Linked DNA regions of Mus musculus: regions 1, 2 and 4 are each linked to region 3. The links are chromatin loops, found by intact Hi-C in ENCODE. Cell type or tissue: left cerebral cortex. All regions are shown on one strand. Region 1 overlaps Prdm12 (PR domain containing 12). Region 2 holds the start of Exosc2 (exosome component 2). Region 3 holds the start of Fubp3 (far upstream element (FUSE) binding protein 3). Region 4 overlaps Ass1 (argininosuccinate synthetase 1).

Evidence for each region. A loop is a pair of places that touch in the nucleus more often than their neighbours do. Peaks named below come from ENCODE experiments on the same cell type or tissue, not always from the same donor. Only the 100,000 strongest peaks of a DNase experiment are listed, where the experiment ranks them.
Region 1: it touches region 3 in a loop (8-fold over the local background); 3 of 42 quality-filtered maps call a loop at or near these places.
Region 2: a loop joins it to region 3, with 3 times the contacts of the local background. A loop is called at or near these places in 4 of 42 quality-filtered maps.
Region 4: it touches region 3 in a loop (3-fold over the local background); 4 of 42 quality-filtered maps call a loop at or near these places.

The regions. Positions count from the first base shown.
Region 1 is chr2:31,652,868-31,657,867 of GRCm38, forward strand. It overlaps Prdm12 (PR domain containing 12), which reads left to right. Exons shown (of 5, transcript NM_001123362.1): 5 at 1,202-2,928. The coding sequence ends at 1,617. Among named protein-coding and RNA genes, the nearest start is that of Prdm12, 15 kb to the left of the region's middle. In left cerebral cortex, a CTCF peak has its summit at 2,553 (motif pointing left); DNase peaks (open chromatin) are centred at 1,441 and 2,542; H3K4me3 peaks cover 1,544 bases; H3K27ac peaks cover 1,191 bases.
Region 2 is chr2:31,667,659-31,672,658 of GRCm38, forward strand. It overlaps Exosc2 (exosome component 2), which reads left to right and starts at 3,057. Exons shown (of 9, transcript NM_144886.3): 1 at 3,057-3,203; 2 at 4,814-4,915. The coding sequence starts at 3,082. In left cerebral cortex, a CTCF peak has its summit at 830 (motif pointing left); a DNase peak (open chromatin) is centred at 3,019; H3K4me3 peaks cover 1,154 bases; H3K27ac peaks cover 339 bases.
Region 3 is chr2:31,570,116-31,575,115 of GRCm38, forward strand. Fubp3 (far upstream element (FUSE) binding protein 3) reads left to right here and starts at 2,536. Exons shown (of 18, transcript NM_001033389.4): 1 at 2,536-2,838. The coding sequence starts at 2,755. In left cerebral cortex, no CTCF peak of the experiment used is centred here; DNase peaks (open chromatin) are centred at 2,607 and 3,164; H3K4me3 peaks cover 2,119 bases; H3K27ac peaks cover 1,228 bases.
Region 4 is chr2:31,494,060-31,499,059 of GRCm38, forward strand. It overlaps Ass1 (argininosuccinate synthetase 1), which reads left to right. Exons shown (of 16, transcript NM_007494.3): 10 at 4,088-4,178. Among named protein-coding and RNA genes, the nearest start is that of Ass1, 26 kb to the left of the region's middle. In left cerebral cortex, no CTCF peak of the experiment used is centred here; DNase peaks (open chromatin) are centred at 2,044, 2,310, 3,108 and 3,787.

The DNA.
Region 1 (5,000 bases), 83 kb after region 3:
GCTGGGAATTGAACCTGGATCCTCTGTAAGAGCAGGCAGTGCTCTCAACCACTGAGCCGTCTCTCTGGCCCATTTATTTATTTTTAAGAGAAGCAAGCCGGGCAATGGTGGCCACACCTTTAATCTTAGCATTCTGGAGGCAGACGCAGGTGGAATTCTGGGGTTGAGCCCAGTCTGGTCTACAGAGTTAGTTTCAAGAGCCAGGACTATCCCGGGAAACCAGGTCTCAAAACAGAAAGAGGGAAAAGGAAAGGAAAGGAAAGGAAAGGAAAGGAAAGGAAAGGAAAGGAAAGGAAAGGAAAGGAAAGGAAAGGAAAGGAAAGGAAAGGAAAGGAAAGGGGCCTGAGGCTCAATGTTTACCAACACGCCCCTCTCTGAATGTCTCTGTCTCCATTTTCAATGAGAAAATGGACAAACCATAGTTTCCAGGTACGCTGAGTACTCAGCCAATATTTGTGAGGTGAGAGATGAGAGAGCTTTTTAGGGGCGTCATAGTTGTTATCCTTTGTGGATGGCTTTTAGGACCCAGGCAATTCTCACACCAAGGCAAAGCGACCAGCACAGAAGAAGTCTTCTAGTGACTGCAATTTTTCTGACTGAACTTGAAAAATCTCGCTAGCCTCTAGTGATATATTTAGAAATAAATATATCACTTTAGTGATATATTTAGAAATAAATATATATCTAGTGAGATATTTAGAAATAACTAAAATGTAAGAGTAAAATAAAGTTAAAACAAAAAACATGGTCTTGTTTTTTGTTTTAACTTTATTTTACTCTTACATTTTAGTTATTTGTGTGTACATATAGGCATGCATGCCATGGTGAGCACGTGGAGGTCAGAGGACACTAGTGGGAGTCAGTTCTGTCCTTAACCATGTGGGTCCAGGGAATCCAGGTTGGGTCATCAGGCTTGGTGGCAAATGAATGCCTTTAGCCCAGCCACCCCTTCCCCCCTTTCCCGAAGTGCTGGGCCACTATGCCTGGACTGCCTCCCATCTTTCGGATGAGATGGCTAAGGTTTCCTGGGGCCACCAAATCCTCCCAGGCTGGGGACCTGCTGTAATCTGGCTGCTGTTAGATCACAGCCATGACCCGCTGCGCCCTTGGGGCTGTGTGTCTCACGGCGTGGGTGCTAACCGGGCTGCTTTCTTTCCCTCCCGCCCGCTCCGTGGGTCCCGCGTTCTGCCCGCGCGGCCAGAGGACTTCCACCCGGCGGACTCCGCGACCGGCACCGCGGGCCGCATGCGCTGCGTCATCTGCCACCGCGGCTTCAACTCGCGCAGCAACCTGCGCTCGCACATGCGTATCCACACGCTGGACAAGCCCTTCGTGTGCCGCTTCTGCAACCGCCGCTTCAGCCAGTCGTCCACGCTGCGCAACCACGTGCGCCTGCACACGGGCGAGCGTCCCTACAAGTGCCAGGTGTGCCAGAGCGCCTACTCGCAGCTGGCCGGCCTGCGCGCGCACCAGAAGAGCGCGCGCCACCGGCCGCCCAGCACCGCGCTGCAAGCGCACTCGCCCGCACTACCCGCGCCCCACGCTCACGCGCCCGCGCTTGCCGCCGCCGCCGCTGCCGCCGCCGCGGCACACCACCTGCCGGCCATGGTGCTGTGAGCGCCGCGCACGCGCCCCACGCGCACGCGCCTCCCAGCCGCCTCCGCGACGGACCCGACCCCCCGCGCTGCGCGCCGCTGAGGCACCGGCTACCCGGAACCCACTCCTGATCCGTCTTGCAGAGGAGGACGCCGAGGGGCGACGTCCCCTTTGCCCAGGCCACCCGGCTGGTGTGGCTGCTGCCCTGTCCTCTCTTCTTGAGAGTCGGTCCCCACGCCCGGCCCCATCTCGGAGTGTCCCTCCTGCAGGGCCGCGTCTCCACGCGGACATCTCTGTCCTAGATGACAGGAGAGGGGGAACAGACGATCTCCAAAGAGAGCTGAGTAGTTGGGAGTGGAAGAGAGAGCTACCTCCTTGGCCCAGAGTGGGCTTGGGGAGGGCAATGCTTATCTCTGCCTCCTGGGAATGGTGTCTTGATGTGTCACGAGTGGAGGGAATGACGTTGACCCTTGGCTGTGATTGGAGCCCTAAAGTGATTAGCACAGACCGGGAGAGACCTGATCATTCGGGGGGCCCTGCTTTCCTTCAGGCTACTTTCCCTAGCCTCCAGCTCCCAGGGAAGGACAAGACGACAATATATTTTTTGAAGTGTGCTGGGCAGATTGAGAGTGGAGTCACAAGAGACATTTACCACAGCCCGTGGGCAAGACCCTGACCCTTTTGGGGCTTCAGTTTCCCCATCTATAGAACGCAGTAATTAGATCAGTGCTCCCTCTCCTAAATCTCTCCTGTCTTCTGAGTTTAGGAATGGAGAGGCACTCTCACTTCCATCCTATTAAGTCCCCAAACAAGAGAATGAGCGACCATACGGGGCTGTCTGGAGCCGAGGTTGGCTTCTCCGCCCAGAAAGTTTGTCTGAGGTGCGCGGAGGGCCCCCAGGTTTCTTCCCCACGAAGCCCACATTCCCACGCGCCTCTGCCCACGCCGTTCCCTGATCTGTCCGTGGGCGCCCTCTGGTGTCATTTCAAACCTTGTCATTTACCAGAATTCTCGTCCCCTCCAATACACACACACACACACACACACACACACACACACACACTCCATCCAAACACCAGGGCGTTTGTAATAATAATTAAAAAAACCCACAAAACTATAATAATATTAACAAAAAGTATAACATGTATAGAGTTTTCAAGAAAGTGTGTTCTACTCCCAGAAAACAGTCACTTTAACTTTGTAAATGTTTATCTAAGATGATATTTACGAAACTGTGATATATATTATTTGATTGTATATGTAAACTGTAAATACATTTGTACTTCTCTTGTATTCTAAAATAAAAATTACTTGGAACATGTATCACTTGGCCCCTACCCGGGTGCAAGGTCCAAATGTCTGAGACATTTGGAAACAATGGAGACATTTGGAAATGGCTAGAGGGGTTGTTCCACTGACTGCTGCTAAAATTCACTGTTGTACCTTCGGTAACGAAAAGCTGCTGTCCCCAAGAAAAGCCACAGTGCAGAGTGACTGGGAAGAGTGAAGGAGCAGGACAGAGTTCTTGTAGTTTAGCCAGCTGCAGTGTGGGGTCCCTCCAGTACAATTTACCCACCTACACATGGCTTAGGAGTTGTTTGTTCTCATAACAATAAACTTGGATTGGGTTAAGGGGGCAGCGGTGGGCCAGACGGACCACCAGGAGTCCTGGAGTCCTCAGTAATCTGCCACATCCATTTGCAGGCTTTGGGTCTTAGTTTCTTTTCCTGTACTGTGGCACATTGGCACAAACAACTTAAAGGAAAAAGGGTTTATTTTGGTTCAAAGTACAGTACATATGGTGGGGGAATTAAAACAGCAGCGGCCCTAACCCCCTGTTCACACCACAGCCACAGCAAGAAGAACAGTGAATGGAGACACACGTTGCTCAGTCCCTTTTCTCCATCCAGGATCCGGGTCAGGGAATGGAGTGGCCCACAGTGAGCTAGTCCCTCTACCTCCATTAATGTAACCATGGTACCCCCCCCCCATATGCATGCTCAGATGCCCCTCTCCCCGGTGATTCTAGATTCTGTGAGGTTGACATCACTAACCATTATACCTACCTTCATGAAGACCAAGGAGTAGGAAGGACAGGGTGAGGCCAGCGCGAGTTCAAGGCTGGATAAGGTTAGGCCTGTTGCTCTCCTCAAGGACTTCTGGGTCAGTCAGATGTGTGGGCTGTAGTGTGTAAGTTCACACCTGTGTCCCAGCCTTTGTCAGACATAGTGGGATCATCCTTTCTATACACTGAACCGACAGGCACACCGCCCGTGTGTCCTCACCAGCCTTTGCACTTGTGCTCATGGGAATTCACACTTGCCATAGAAGCCATCCCTCTTTGGAAGTTGCCAGTGTGGCATGCATGGCCAAAGAAAGACCCTTATACTTTGGGAGTCGTGGCACAGAGGGGCCACTGGCACGTTAGCTTGCAGGTCCCATGACTTTTCTCTGGGACTCCTCCCTCTTAAGCCTTTCCCTCCTTCGTATAGAAGGAAGGAAGCATTTTCTTTGTTGTTTTTGTCATTTTCAGACAGTCTCCCTGTGTAGCCCTGGGTGTCCTAGAACTCACTGTCACAGAGCATTGTCTGTCTCTACTGCCAGAGTGCTCGGATTAAAGATGTGTGCCACCATGCCTGGCTAAAAGAAAGCATTTTACTGAGGCTTACTGACAGTTGGAGAGGGTTATTAATGATTGTCATGATGGGAAGCAGACAGGTGTGGTGCTATAGCAACAGCTGAGAGCTTTATAGACTGAGCCACAAGCAGCAAAAGGGACATTGGGCCTGGCGTGGGCTTTGGAAGCTTCAAAGTTCACTCCCAGTGACACACCTCCTCCAACAAAGTCACACTTCCTATCCTTCCCAAACAGTTCATCAGCCATGGACTAAGCATTCAAATATATGAGCGTGTGGAGGGAGGGAGATACTCATTCAGGCCGCCACCCCCTGATGCCAGAATGCTTTACATTACTTTATTTCTTTTCTAGTTTTTGAGATGGGCTCGTCTATATGTCCCATGCTGATCTTAAACTCACTATGTAGCCCAGGCTGGCTTTGAACACAAAGCAATCCTGCTGCCTCAGCTTCCTTGAATACTGAGATGACTGTCATATGTCACCATGTACAGCAAGTTCTTTCTGGAGGACCAGATGTTAGTCAGGTAAATCTTTCCTCCTCCTCCTCCTCCTCCTCCTCCTCCTCCTCCTCCTCCTCCTCCTCCTCCTCCTCCTCCTCTTCCTCCTCCTCCTCCTCTTCCTCTTCTTCTTCCTCTGCTCATTTTCATAACAATAGGGATCAAGCCTCCTGGGGCATCACACACACTAGGAATAGTTTTAACCACTCCAAGGCTGACCAGTATTCTATTTCTTCTCAGGAATCCATAACAGAGGATTCTAGAGAGAG
Region 2 (5,000 bases), 98 kb after region 3:
TTCTTTATAAGTGTAGTTGTGAGGGTTGGTTAGAGTAAAGAATGCTGACCATTTGGAGATTATAAGCAATTGGCCAGATGCATCTTCAGGAGGGAGAGGACCCAATTTGCCTTACTTTCTGCTCACAATATGTGGGGCCTGTCTGACAGTTTAGTTTCCTTTAGAGTCCCTCATTTGAGTAGAGAATTGTGCTGTTGATTCTGTGAGGTTGAAATTCAATGTGCCTCAGCAAGGAATGACAGTACACACTTCTGGGAGGTCCCAGCATTTGAGAGGTAAATGTAGACAGATCTCTGAGTTCAAGGTGTACAAAGCAAGTTTAGGCTAGCTAGGGCTACACAGAGAGATTTTTGTCTGAAGACAAACAAATTCAGTGGGCTTCAAACCTTGCAGGGCCAGGGGAAATGGGGATGAGTGAATGATGGGATAAGGGGGAAATAAATGCCTTTGTTAAATAGGCCCAGATGAAGCCACAGGAGACGCCTGTCATATCTTCCATCCACTACTGAACAGCATCCACTCAGGTGTAATCGAGTATAAGCAAAGTCCTTGTACCCTGTGTGCATGTGGCCTTGTCACAGGAATTTGAACCTGTTTCTAGTTGTGGTGTGGGTCAGCCCTTAGCACACATCTTTACTCCCTCTGGCTGGAATACAGATGTGCCCTTAGTACACACCTTTAGTCCCAAACAATGAAGGTCAAATTAGTTTGTAAGAAGGAAGCACCCATGTTTAAAAGTGATGTCTAGGGCTGGTGAGATGGCTCAGTGGGTAAGAGCACCCGACCGCTCTTCCGAAGGTCCAGAGTTCAAATTCCAGCAACCACATGGTGGCTCACAACCATCTGTAATGAGATCTGACGCCCTCTTCTGGTGTGTCTGAAGACAGCTACAGTGTACTAAATAAATATGTAATAAATAAATTTTGAAAAAAAAAAGTGATGTCTAATTGAGTGGCAGAAAAAGTGACAAATCAGAGAAAGATTTGACAGAGTAGGATATGCCCCACTCTCATGAGGAAAGGCTATTTAAGAGCACTCCGGGCAGTGCTTATGCCTTTAAGTGCCTTATGCCTTTAATCCCAGCACTTGGGAGGCAGAGGCAGGGGGATTTCTGAGTTTGAGGCCAGCCTGGTCTACATAGGAGTGAGTTCCAGGACAGCCAGAGCTACACAGAGAAACCCTGTCTTGAAAAAGAGGGAGGGGAGGGGGAAAGAAGGGGAGGGGAGGGGAGGGGAGGGAGAGGGAGGGGGAGGGAAGGGGGAGGGAAGGGGGAGAGGGGAGAGGGAGAAGGAGAGGGAGAGGGAGAGGGAGAGGGAGAGGGAGAGGGAGAGGGAGAGGGAGAGGGAGAGGGAGAGAAGCACACAGAGAGGAAGGAGGCAGTTTTACTTCGAGAGTTCCCCCCCACACTTTAGTTTTTCAAGACAGGGTTTCTCTGTAGCCTGGCTCTCCTGGAACTCACTCTGTAGACCAGCCTGGCCTCGAACTCAGAAATTCTCCTGCCTCTGCCTCCAAAGTGCTGGGATTAAAGGTGTGTGCCACTACTGTCTGGCATTACTTCAAGAGTTTTATAGAGACATATTTAAGAAAGAACAAGTGAGACACACGTAAAGACAGAATGAGCCAGACGGTTAGATAAGATTGCTAGAGTTAGTTTGAGGCCAAGCAGGAATTTAGAGGCTGAGAGAAAAGACAAATCTAATAAGTGAGCTGGGAAAAGAGTTTGAGACAGAACAACTGAGTTGAATCAGCCAGCCAGAGCTCAGAAAGAACTAGAAAGGGGGAGCTTATTCAGCAGCAATTCAGAGGCTGAAAACATTTTAGGCCTAGATAAGACTGTACAGAGTCTAGAAGCTTCCAGAACTAGACCTAGGTTAGCAAACAAAGACAGTAAACCTCCCAGTCAACAATTACAACAGGAAAATAAAAGTTACATTTATGCCTCCCTACAGACTTGCTTGTCACATGACTGTTTACAACAGTCATCTTTCAGCAGACACATGTCATCACTCAGAAGAGGTCCTTACTAAAGCACATTAGAGCCATAGGGCAGTAGGTGAGGACAGCACCTAAGGGGCTAGAAGACAAGGCCCACGAGGAGCAGTATTCAGAGGGTTCTAGCTTCTCCTCAGATGGTGTTTCCTGTAAATCCCGGTCCTAAATCTATAGTCTACAAAATATTAGATTATAGTGGTTTTGAGTTGGATGCCAAGGTTCATTTCTCAATCTCTAGACTTGCCAACAATAAATAAAATGATGAAATGGAACAGTTTGGGTAAAAACTCATACAGTTTGGTATGGCAGCTTACACCTGTAATCCCAGCTCCTGGGAGGTGGAGGAGGAGGAGTTCAAGGATACCCTGGGTTACACAGCTAGTTTGAGACCAACCTGGATGACATGAGGCACTGTCTTTAAAAAATCCTACACCTGGAATGGAGAGGTGGTTCAGAGGTTGAGAGTACTGGCCACATTTCCAGAGGACTTGGTTTCGTTTCCCAGCACCCACATAATGGCTCACAAACTTCTATAATTCCAGTTACAGGGACTCCAACATCCTCTTTTGTCCTCTTGGGCATCAAACACCACTACCACTACCACTACCACTACCACTACCACTACCACTACCACTACCACTACCACTACCACTACCACTACCACTACCACTACCACTACCACTACCACCACCACCAAACCCACAACCTACACAAACTCACGTAATCGCAGCATTTGGGAGGTGGAGGCATGAACATCTGGACCTCAGCAAGGTTATCCTCAACTATACAGAGTTTGAGGCTAGCCCTACACGGGGTCGTTCCTCTAAAACAAACACAAAACTGACATCCAAACACCAAACCAAACTAATGTCATATTCCCTTACGACATGAGAATTCATCATTCCGCAGGTGCTTTCTTGCCAATAGTAAACATGGCAGCTTGGTGCCCTCACTTCCACGAGTTAACTTAATATTGCCAATACTCAACATGGCTGCCACACTATCCATTCCCATTGGTCGCTTCTCTGAAGGAAGGCGGGAGTTGAGGAGCGGTGTAGAGCTGCGCCTGCGCAAGTCATTGGCGCCAAGATGGCGTTGGAGATGAGGCTCCCTAAAGCTCGCAAACCTCTCAGTGAGAGCTTGGGCCGCGACTCTAAGAAACACTTGGTGGTGCCGGGGGACACGATCACCACGGACACAGGCTTCATGCGGTACGTGAGGATTTGGGGGTCCCAAGGCCTCAGGAGGCGGCTGCAGAGCTCTCTGCACGTGGCCCGCTGTCCCGGAACCCAGGCCTCCTGTCCCGTTGTATCTAAGTCCCCGAGTTACCCGGGACACATCGGAGCATCCATACTAGTTCCCTCCTTTGCGAGCCTCACGCTTCTGACTCCCGGCATCTTGGCTGCACCTTTGTCAGTTCCTGATTCCCTCTTTTGATCTATGGCGTTCGGAACTTTTGGACCCTTATCCTGAAACTCAAGATTCTTGAGCCTTCCTAGGGAGGGAGAACTGGGGAGGGCTGGTTGCAGGGCCCTTCTTACAACCCTCTGAATGGACAGTGGGGTTGGTCATCTCTTTCAGTGTTACCTCAGCGACAAGCCTGACTTGGAAGCAGTAATTTTGGTGGAGCGGGGGTTGAGGCAACATATTGTACCCAACAATACAAATTTAGCACGGAAAGTCACAACATGTGGCAGTTAGGGCTGTCTATGGAGTCGGACATCTGACATTGTTATCCTTAGTTTAGCACCTTGCTAAGGCCGGTATCCTCACCTGGAAGACAGTGGTGACAACAGGAATTGGTAGGTTAGTGAGTATTAACTGAAAAGTGGGGCAGGAGAGCAAAATCCACCATTGTATTACCACCAAAGATAAATCTGCATTAGGTAGCCAGTCTTCCCGATGTCTGTCCGTCCCCCCCCCCCCGTCGTCCCCCCCCCTCACCCCCAACCCTCCAATCTCACTATGTAGCACTGACTGTCCTGGAACTTACTATGTAGACCGCTCTGATTTTGAACTCAAGAGATCCACCTGCTTCTGCCTCCCAAATTCTTTTTTTTTTTTTTTAAGATTTATTTATTTATTATATGTAAGTACACTGTAGCTGTCTTCAGACATACCAGAAGAGGGAGTCAGATCTCATTACGGATGGTTGTGAGCCACCATGTGGTTGCTGGGATTTGAACTCAGGACCTTTGGAAGAGCAGTCGGGTGCTCTTACCTGCTGAGCCATCTCACCAGCCCGCCTCCCAAATTCTTAACTCAAAGGTGTGGCCGTTTGTCCGTTGCACCTAGTTTGTTCTTTCTTCCTCTTTCTTTCTTTTTCTTTCTTCTTTTTTTTTGGTACAAATGAGATTATAGTGTTTATAGTGTTGCCTCTAAGCTTTAAGTTTAAGGTATTAGATGGCAGATATCTTAGGATTCATTCCTTCATAGTTGCAGCATGTGTTCAACATAGCCGGTGTGGTTGGGGTACCAAAGTGAACACCCGTGTCCTGGTGGAGGTTAAGATATAGCAAGGAACAGAAACAGTAAATGCCACAAGAAAATCGTAAATGCAGCGGAAGGGGGAGAACAGGTGTGTAGTTGGGAATGGGGTGGACCAGGAGCAGTTGGGGATCCCTGTGCTGCCTGGGATGTGGAGGTAGGATGTTAGGCAGTGACATTTGAGCACATTACTTTAAGATGGAGACGTCCATGTGACTGTCTGCGGAGAGTGTGAGGCTCAGGGCTGGGGGAGCCCGTTAGGTTCAAGAACTATGTTCTAGATCACCTCCAATGTATCCTGGTATCCTTTCTTTGTGGCCTTGTCCTTGCGCAGGGGCCATGGGACATACATGGGGGAAGAGAAGCTCATTGCGTCTGTGGCCGGCTCTGTGGAGAGAGTGAACAAACTGATCTGTGTCAAAGCCTTGAAAACCAGGTGAGGACAGAAGGTGTGTATCTCTTTCTCAGAGCATCTGAGTTCTACACAGGCCTTTTCCGTCTTCCCATGTCAGAGAGATTAG
Region 3 (5,000 bases):
AACCTCAAAGTCTAGCCCTGTGACATACCTCTTCCAACAAGAACACACCACTAAGCCTTCCTAAACAGTCTACCAACTGAGAACAAAATATTCAAAGACAATGCCTATGGGTGCAGGGTATTCTCGTTCAAACCAAATTCTACCCCCCACCCCACCCCTGCCCCCAAGCTCTGGATTACAGGCATGGACTAGCAGGTCCAGCTTTTTTTTGGTTTTGTGTTTTGTTTTTTTTCAGACAGGGTTTCTCTGTGTAGCCCTGGCTGTCCTGGAACTTACTCTGCAGACTAGGCTGGCCTCGAACTCAGAGATCTGCTTGTCTCTGCCTCCCAGGCACTGGGATTAAAGGCGTGTGCTGCCACTACCTGGCAAAGTATTTTAAAAATAATTTATGTGTGTGTGTGTGTGTACCACATTTGTGTAGTGCTCAAGTAGGACAGAAGAGAGTGTTATATTCTTTGGAGTTGGACTTTAAGAAAGTCCTGAGCCATCTGATGTAGGTGCTGGGAACCAATAGCAGCAAGATCTCTTAGTGGCTGAGCCATCTCCCCTAGCTCCAGAACCATGTGGTTTCTGGAGACAGACCTCACATCTGTGCAGCAAGAGCTTCCTTTCCTGCCTGAGCTGTCTCTCCATTCGGAAGAGTCGTCTGCTGGTCTCTGAGGCAAAGCTACTCACAACCAGTATGTATGCAGTTTGTTTGGGTTTTAGCTGTCTTGAGACAGGTTCTACCACAGGCTAACCCTTATTGTATAGCTCAGAGTGACCTCACCTTCTTATCCTCCCACCGAGTCTCTGCTGTCAGTCCTTTGTTCCAGCCAATCCTAGCTAGGCATTTATTTCCTGAGTTTGAATCACATTTGAGTGAGTATGCATTGCCAAAGTTATCTATTCAAAAGGGCAGAAGGAGTTCCAGGACAGCCAGGGCTATACAGAGAAACCCTGTCTCGAACACCCCCCCTTCCAAAAAAAAAAAAAAAAAAAAAAGGGCAGAAGGGAAAAACAAAAACTCTGTGCTACTTGTGCTTTCTTGAAAGCTTTAAATTATCCTCAATGTTTTAGTAAACAAATTAGACTGGGCTCCTGCCTGTAGGCCACTTGGGTGGTGGCAGCAACATTTCTGCACTCACTGTCTAAGATGCTTCCCCTGTCCTCATTGGACAAAATTCTTTACGTATTCATTGAACAGATACCAAGCGCCAACCAAATCAACAGGGGGTTTGTAATAAGTGTTAGATAAAGAGACCCTGGATAGAAGAACATCCCATTTCTACTCATCAGGGCCAGCCAGTTGGGAGTATGGAAGAGTGGACAGTGTTTCCTCAGAGGTTGGTAGGACAAACGTCAAGTAGGGCCAAGTCTGTCCTGAAGATTGAAACTCTGTGTTTGCTAAACTCAAGCATAGATGAAGTGAAAACTCTCCACCATCCAGAGTGCCAGCTTGGTCTCCCCTACGGGTTTGGAAATGATCTGTCTAAAGTGATCAACCTGTGCAGTTTGGCCAGCTTCTTTGATTTTGCCATAATCTAGGAATCATTCAGAGTCAGCGATATTCAACTTAGAATTAGTTTCCTAAGCATCTGCTATGTGCCAAACTCTAGGAATCCAAGAAAAAAAAAAAACGAGAGCCTCAGGGTTGATGAGGTGGCTCCGCGGTGTGGGTGTTTGCTGCCAGACCTGATAACCTGTTTGATTCCCGGGACCCATATGGTGGAAGTATATAACCAACTCTAGGGAGTTGTCCTCTGACTTTCACATGTATGTGGTGACACATTCTACACGCACACACTGAAACGAAGAATGGAAGGAAAGAATAGTAAATTGAGTTTCAAGTAGCTAGCTGCGGGTGACCTAGAACATGACCTTGAACTCCTGAACTTCCGTACAAACCCACTGCCCATACATATTGGCACAGTGGGGTGTAACTTTTTGTTCTGACGGAGGCAGGGGGTTCTGAAGTGAGACTCCCCCCTTTTCCTTCCCCTCAAGCATTCAAACATTCCTAAAGATCTCTTGCCTCAGCAGGCCCGGAAGCAATGATGGTCCCACGGTATTTCCTGTTACCCGGGTGAAAGAATGTGAAAGAGGACACCAGGCTTCTTTTGAGCAGTGTCATCAAACCGATCCTTGGCAAACTGATGGCCCATTCTGGAGCCTGGGACTCCCTGCAGCAAAGGCGGAGCCCTGCCGTACTAAGGGTCCTAGTACCAAGTAAGGTGCTCAATCTCAGTCAATGCAGCACACCACGACCCCACTTCGAGAGGGAGGGGGCTGCCAGTGCACCTCGACGGCTTGGGTAAGGTGTTGGAAGAGCCAAGTCCAAGTTTCTCCTCCGTCAGGTGGCAAAACCACACAGCGGGGGACTATAAGGCCGCACCTGCGCCGCGGTGGCGGTCCCACGCTTGCTAAAGGCCTGGGGCCCACGCCTTTGGAGGGCGGGGTCGCAACCTGGTCTTTTTGACGGACATCTGCCTGTGCCCAGGGCAGGCCCCCCTCGCGCCACGGCCACGCCCCCACTTCCGGCCGGACAGCGGTCACGTGCTTTGAGACCCCGCCTCACAGACGCTGCTTTCCCCCAACCTATCTCTCTCTCTCTCTCTCTCTCTCTCTCTGTCTCCCTCTGAGCTAGCAGTGCCTTCCCTTCGCTTCCCTTCCGCCGGAAGTGGGGCGACTTTCCCTTTCCGGCTACGGGTCCCGGAGCGGAGTGGGAGGCCGGACCGGGGGAGCCGAGCGACGGCGGTGGCGGTGGGCTTGGCTATGGCGGAGCTGGTGCAGGGGCAGAGCGCTCCGGTGGGCATGAAGGCTGAGGGCTTTGTGGATGCCCTGCACCGGGTCCGGCAGGTACGGGCGCGGGAGGCCGGGGGCGGGAGGCCGCTGCGCCGACGCCTCCGGTGGGCGCCTAGGGCCGCGAGTCGCGGGAGGCCCGGGCGGTTCCCTCGGGAGCTCCGGGGCCAGAGGAAGCTTTTGCCAAGCGCTCCTGGCGCCCGCGCGCCCGACTGCACCCAGCGGCCTGCTCTCCATGATTCAGATCCCAGCAGGTCCTGGTTGTAGACCCCAGGCATCCATCTCACGCCCTGGACGTGGCTTCTGCAGCTTTGGGAAACCTCGCCTTCCACTTAATGCATTTCAAGCATATTGGAAGAAATTCGAGGATATTTTATATTTGAAATTCTCTATTTTGCAGAGAGAAGGGGAGGTGTTAAGTGGGTGGTCCTCGAGAGTTCCTTCTGGCGATTAGTCTTAACTCTACTGGGAAGAGTGTGGGATGGACTCGTTCGGACCGTGAAACTACCATCTGGCAATATTGTGCGTTTTGTCAGTGAAACTGGCTTTTTAGAGGACTTAGGCTTCTCTGAATGAATATGGGACCTCTCTGGCTCCTGGCATGGTGCCTAGTACAAAATTGTCCTTGTATTTTGCCTGAAACTTAGTGACAAGTTACCCCGACGCTCAAACTTTCCTCTATCCAGTGATGTTTATCTTCTCTGACTTTGTCAACTCTCTGGTTCTTTGAAAGTCGGGCTGTGTAACTAATGACGGTTTGGTTCCTAGTAGAATACCTGCCACAGGACTCATTGTTGGGAGAGTTTGACCGGTCACGTGAAAATGGGGTCTTTTCATCACTTTCCAGTAGTCCTTCGAGGAAACCCTACCTGTCTCCCCTATACTTTGCATATTAATACTGATGGTTCTGTAGACATTGTTTTATAACCTACCACAAATGTTGGACTCACCCAAAAGTTTCTCTGGTGGGTTGTTACTGCCTAGTTGGAGCAGTGAGTATCCAATAGTGTGATGATACTTCAGTTACTCCATGATTGTAATGGATGACCTTGCGCCCAGCTCCGCATCCACCGCTCTGCTCATGGGCATGGTTTTCCTTTGCTGGACAAGACCCTGAACCCTGTTTTTCACTAGTTGGTAAGATGTACTGGATCTCTCTCAATGCTAGAGTGTCAGAGCCATCTTGTTGGCTTTCTTCGACCACTAACAATTACAGTCGCTGCTTTAGGAAGCTCAGGGCCTCCTTAGTTGAATGTAAAATAAATTTGTTTTTTTGTTTTTGTTTTTGTTTGTTTGTTTTGTTTTTTTTTTCTTCCGAGAAGGTCTTTCTATGCAGTCCTGGCCGTTCTGGAATTCACTCTGTAGACCAGGCTGGCCTCAGACTCGGACATCTGTTTCTGCCTCCTGAGTATTGGGGGGTTGGAGGCTTTTTGCACTGCTACCCAGCTTATGAGAATTATTTATTTATTTTCCAAGCAGAGTTTATTTTTGTAACCCTCGCTGTCTTGGAGCTAGCTCTGTAGATCAGGCTAACCTTGAACTCTCAGGGATCCACCTGCCTCTGCCTGCCTCTGCCATCCTAGTGAAGTTTTAAGGATTGCTGAGACTTGCTTGGGGAGGTGGGGGTGGAGATACCTTCTGTTAAATCTGCCCTAACTTGGAGTGAGGAAAAGGAAATATTCCTTTGGGTTTCTTTTTGTTTGTTTTTGTTTTTTCTCTGTGTAACCCTGGCTGTCCTGGAACTCACTCTGTAGACCAGGCTGGCCTTGAACTCAGAAATCCGCCTGCCTCTGCCTCCCGAGTGCTGGGATTAAAAGCGTGCGCCACCACCGCCCGGCTTCTTTGGGTTTCTTATTTATGAAGTACACCACTACCTTAAGTGGTAATGAGCCCATTAGAGATTGGTGTGTTGCTTCTTAGTGGCAACAGCTAGAAGTCCATACTACCATTGAGAAATGATTTGAAGGGAATTAAAAAGAAAAAGTCTGGCAAAGTGGTGTACACCTTTACATCCCAGCACTTAGAGGCAGAACAGAAAAATCTCGGTGAGTTGCAGGTCAGCCAGGTCTACTACAGAGCAGGTTCTAGGTTCTCTGGGGCTGCCAGAGCTACACGATAAGACATTGTCTCAAAAAGCAAAGTCAAACAAACAAGCAAAAGTTTGTTGATAATTTTAGGGTTATTTAGGTAGATCTCGTTGGTCAAGGCTGGAAACTTAG
Region 4 (5,000 bases), 76 kb before region 3:
TTTCCCTGCCTTGATTTTTCTTGGATTCTGACAGGCTAAGTCTCATTTTATAGATGGAGAAACTGAGGCAGTGCAGTAAGTCATCCCTGGTGCAGCTGCTGAGTAAGAACTGAAGCCGGGGCTCTCAGTGCACCCCCCCGAACCCCCATACTTTCCACAGCATCCATCCTGTCTGATCTTACACAAAGGAAGAAAGTACTTAGCATGAGATGGGACAAGGTCAGAGGCAGGGGGATGAGCGGCTTGCTTTCTCTTCAGGCCGCAGTTAAGATTAGGTGTCCTGGGTCTGCTCAGAGCTTCGCTCATCCAGCAGTAGAACCAGGCTGGACTGGCTATCAATGCAGAGGCAATAGCATCCCAGAGCCCACACTTGTCACTAGGGAGAGCTGGTGTCCTTGCCCCCACCGCTCCCCTGGGGACTGATGGGCCCATGGGGCTGCTGCCTGCTGGCCACAGGTTTTTCCAGTTCATGCTCTGCTGACCCCATGACACTCAGGCCAACCGCTCCTCATTAGCCAGTCAGTCACACCGAGGGGGGCCCAGAACTGAACTACTGAGCAACACTTCTAGGTACTTTCAGGCCAGGCTCCTGTTGGCCAAGTACAGCTCCCTCCACCTTCTCAGGGAAGCCTGTGGCTTTATCCTTACTAGACAAGCAACACCCCCAGATTGGGCACCTCAGAACTGGGGGCGCAGAGCTGAAGCCACTTGAGCAGCTTAGGGCCTGAGACGAGATTTGGTGTGATTCCCACATCGCTATGGGCAGATCTGGGTCCCGAGGCTAGCATGTCTGCACCAAGCGTACTGTCACTGCCAGGGCTCAGGTGCCAGAGATAAGCACTCTATATCAGAACCCCAAACTCTGCTTCTCACTGCCTTATACCCTCCAACGAGTCTCCTCTCATCAAGCAGTAGGAACAGGCTAGGGTAGGTAGCAGCGTAGATACAACATCTAGCCCTGCTGCTGAGAGACACCGAGAGTCCAAGCCGCTCCCTCTCTGTTGGCCAGGGAACTGGCAGCATTGTCCTCTATGCTGGCTTGGCCGTGGAGGCTTTCCCCCATCCTACGACACCCAGATGCCTCTGCTCCATGCAGCACCCCCCCCCAGCCCTCCCCCACCATTGGGGAGGAGCACTGAGAGCTTTGAGGGGCCCTTCCCCCCTCCCCCCAAAAAAGACCCGAGGTCTGCGGAAGGGAGGGTTTGAGGCAGATGGCTGAGCCATTTTCTGCCTCCGCCGGGGCTGATTGAAGGGCAATGAGGCAGCTAATACGAAGAAAGATAGAAATTTACTTGCTTTAACTTCATACGGCCCACAGTGAAAGAGTTCATTCAGCCGCCGGCCGCCATATCTGATGGGTGAATAAGCCATCCCCACATTCATCATGCCTCTACATCACGGGTTAGTTCATGGGCCATTTGCTGCAATCCCTCCTTCACGGGCCCTGCTTCATGCTTTCTTTTGCTGCCCAGCCCCAACCAACTCCCACCTCTCTCTCTCTCTCTCTCTCTTTCTCTCTCTCTCTCTCTCTCTCTCTCCCTCTCCCTCTCCCTCTCCCTCTCCTCTCCTCTCTCCTCTCACCTCTCTCCTCTCTCCTCTCTCCTCTCTCCTCTCTCCTCTCTCCCCTCTCCCTCTCTCTCTGTCTCTGTCTCTTCCTCCATACTACCCAGATGACATTGGAAGTGAGCCCTCCTGCTGGGGTGGATAAATGGCACCAGATACTCAGTGGTGAACTATTTGTCATTTGAACTGAGCTTTTAGGAGGGAGAGTTAAAAAGAAGGCAGGCACCCGGCGAGCTCAGAATGCAAAGCAAACATTGGCTTATTTCTAGTTAGTTATTTGACAGAATTCAGGCTGTCAGCTGCCCACCCTAGTCCCGGCTAACGCTTTAGAGTATGTAAACTTGTCCTGTCCTAAGGACCTTTCCTGCCTCTTGTCCCCTTCCCAAGGCACTCATCCTCTACTGCTTGGCATGTGGCCGGAGAAAGGACGGATTCAAAACTGAAGTGGCTACAGTCAGTCATAGTCGGGCATAGTGGAAGGAGAGGTCTAGAAGGTTTGACTTAGCCAGCGTGGCGAGCTCTGGGCAGGTAGGGAAGTGACTGAAAAGGGGCTGTATTGGTCACCTGAAGGCCCAGCTTCAGGTCTTTCTATACTCAAGCAATGGCAGTCGTTGCACTGCCCAGAGAGGGTCTGGGAATGTGGTGTTTCTCTGAAGTCTGTTCCATGATGAATGGTTTGACACTCAGCCACAGGCATCTAACTATATCTCAGCCCAGGTTGCCATAGCAGCTGGGAAGCAGCATGTGATGCAGGAAAGAGGGTGAAGGTGTGATGTGGGCCAGCCATGTCTCTGGTTCCTGGAGGTCTCTTGCTGGGGGTGTTTCTTAAGGACCCTTTGCATCTCCCTGGATCTGTCTTTAAGGTCACTCTGTGTGTCCCCCACACAAACAGCACTTTAGGAGGGTGTGGCTGCTAGCCCAGCATCTCTTGGAGTTCAGTGGTAGAATGGGAACAGTAAATGTTACCACTGTGTGTGGCACCAAGGATTCTTGAAATATGATACTTCTGGTGTTAAGTCCAGGATGGCCCGGGGAAATGAGGCTGTTTGTTTGGTCACTCCATACCTAAGCTGTGGTAGAGGATCCACAATACAGAATGGAACAGACTACCATACTGTGGCCCCTTCTAGAGGGAGGCACAGTGTCCATCACTAGAAGGCAGACTCTCCACCTTCACAGCAAGTGGCCATTCACACCAGGCCTTGCTTAACACTTCAAGATTAAGACAGTCAGGGCACATATCCTTTCCCTAGGCAGGAACTGAGGCTCAGAGAAATACAGCCACTTTCTGAAGAGATGTCACAGCCTGACATCTGGCTCAGGGATGTCTTCCACCATCCTAACAACAGTTTCGTGTGGTAGTAATCCTAGCAGGTGGGAGTTAGGGGACAGGAAGATCAGAAGTTCAAGGCCAACCAGGGTTCCATGAGACCCTTTCTGTGAAACCACAGAGCAAATTCACCACAGTTGTTGAGGCCTTGTGATTTTCCCTCCCACGTGCTGGGTGGCCAGGAATGTCTGCGGCCGGCAGGGTAGAGCACAGCTCATGCAAAACTCAGTGTCTCCCTGCAGCCTCCATTTCTGCCCCCACAGATGGGATAGTAGCATTTGTTCCTAGCAGGCAAGGCTGCTTGGATCTCCAAAATGAGCAGTGGTGTATGAATGAGCTCGCGGTTGCAATGAAAAGGCTGTGGTCCCCAGCCATCAGCAGGTGGACAGAGCAGCTGGGGACAGGAGGCCCCTGGGACGAACTTGAGCAGGCAGGCCCAGACACCCCCCACTCCCCCCACACCCCCACTCCCCCACCCCCCACGCCCCCATCCTAATGGTGGCAAGTATCCAGGCTTCAGGCTTGGGCTTAGGGGAAGCTGGAGCCTCTGGAGGCAAGGGAATTTTGAGAACATCCTGGGCAGCCAGCAGCCCCTCCGCCTCTGCCGAAGGAAGAGAGGCCCATTTTCTAACGCACCCAAGGAAAAATATACATAAAGGTTGATGTGTTTTCAAATGGTTTTTGCTTTGTTCTTCTCTCTTCTCCCCGTGAGTATTAACCTCAGGGACCCCGGGGACGGCTCGGCCCGCTCGAGCACCTGCTGGGGTCACGCACAGTCATTAGCTTTGCGGTCAGTGCAGAATAAACCCCAATTCCAGGCACCGACTCGAGTGTGCGCGCGTGCGTGCGTGCAGCTCCGGGAAGCCAGTGTACTGTGCTCCTGTGGAAGTCACTCTTTCCTGCCTGACTTGCTTCTCTCCTGCTATTCTGCCTCCAGCTGTGGGGGCGGCAAAGAAAAAGATGAGATCAAGTTGAGGGGAAAAATTGTCTGATTTCTTGAGCCCTTTGTTTCTCGGGCCCCTGGCAGGCTGGGCTGGCTGGGAACCGGGAGTCCATTGGGACTTCTGGCTGATGGAGAAGTGCCAGGGGCTGGTGGTCGTAGAGAGGGGCAAGGAGGGTCAAGTACCTGCAGGAAGCAGGTGTATTGCTTGGTGTCGCCCATGATGTCCCAAGTCCTATTTCTTTCTGTTTTAGAATCAAGCACCTCCGGGTCTCTACACAAAAACTCAGGACCCTGCCAAAGCACCCAACAGCCCAGATGTCCTTGAGATAGAATTCAAAAAAGGTATGTGCCCACCTATCAGGAATGAAAGGGGTAGGCTTTAAGGGTCTCAGTTCCTCTCAGTTCCTCTGCGTTCCTGGGCCCAGGCCCTCTAACTCCTTGCATTCCTGGAAGCTAGAGGCTTCCAGGGGCTTTGAAAGTTCCCAACAGTGTGAGCCTTGGGAGGAGGGGTTCCCAAGCCGCAGTGTCATACGCTAACACTGGATCCCAAAGTAGCTGGCTTTTGAAAGTCATTCTCTACTTCCTTGAGCCTCAGTTTCCCTATTTATAACCTGGGGTTGGGGATGGGGGAACCTGTTCTTTTCCTAGTGTGCAAGGAGATCTGTAGGGAAGGCATCCAGGCAGATGCTGCCACCAGGAAGTCAGCCGCAAAGCTGGCTTTAGGAACACTGAAGACTCTGCTCATTAAGCTTAGCTCGCCCTGACTTAGCCGTCTGGGGTCTCCAGTTACCTGGACTCAAAGTTGCTGCCCCTCTGGTTCCTCTCTCTTGTCCTAGAGGAAGAAACTGGACACAGTCATGCCCGGTGATCAGACTAGAACCCAGCTGAGAGAGAGTGTGGAGGTACAAGGAAAAGATGCTCACAAGCAATCTTCCTGAGGGAGAGATGGGGTCTGACAGGAGAGAGAGGAGGTATAAGGCAGTCCAGACCTGGGCGGACCATCCACAAAGTGGACACCAGGCCAGGGCGCCAGCAAGAGGGTCTCTGAGACTCTCAGACGCTCCCCAATGTACCTCAGAATTGAAAGACAGAGTGATGGGGGGAGGGAGGAGGCTGCTATGATCTTGTGGAACTTCACCTTTCTGGGGCTGAGGTGTGCATGCC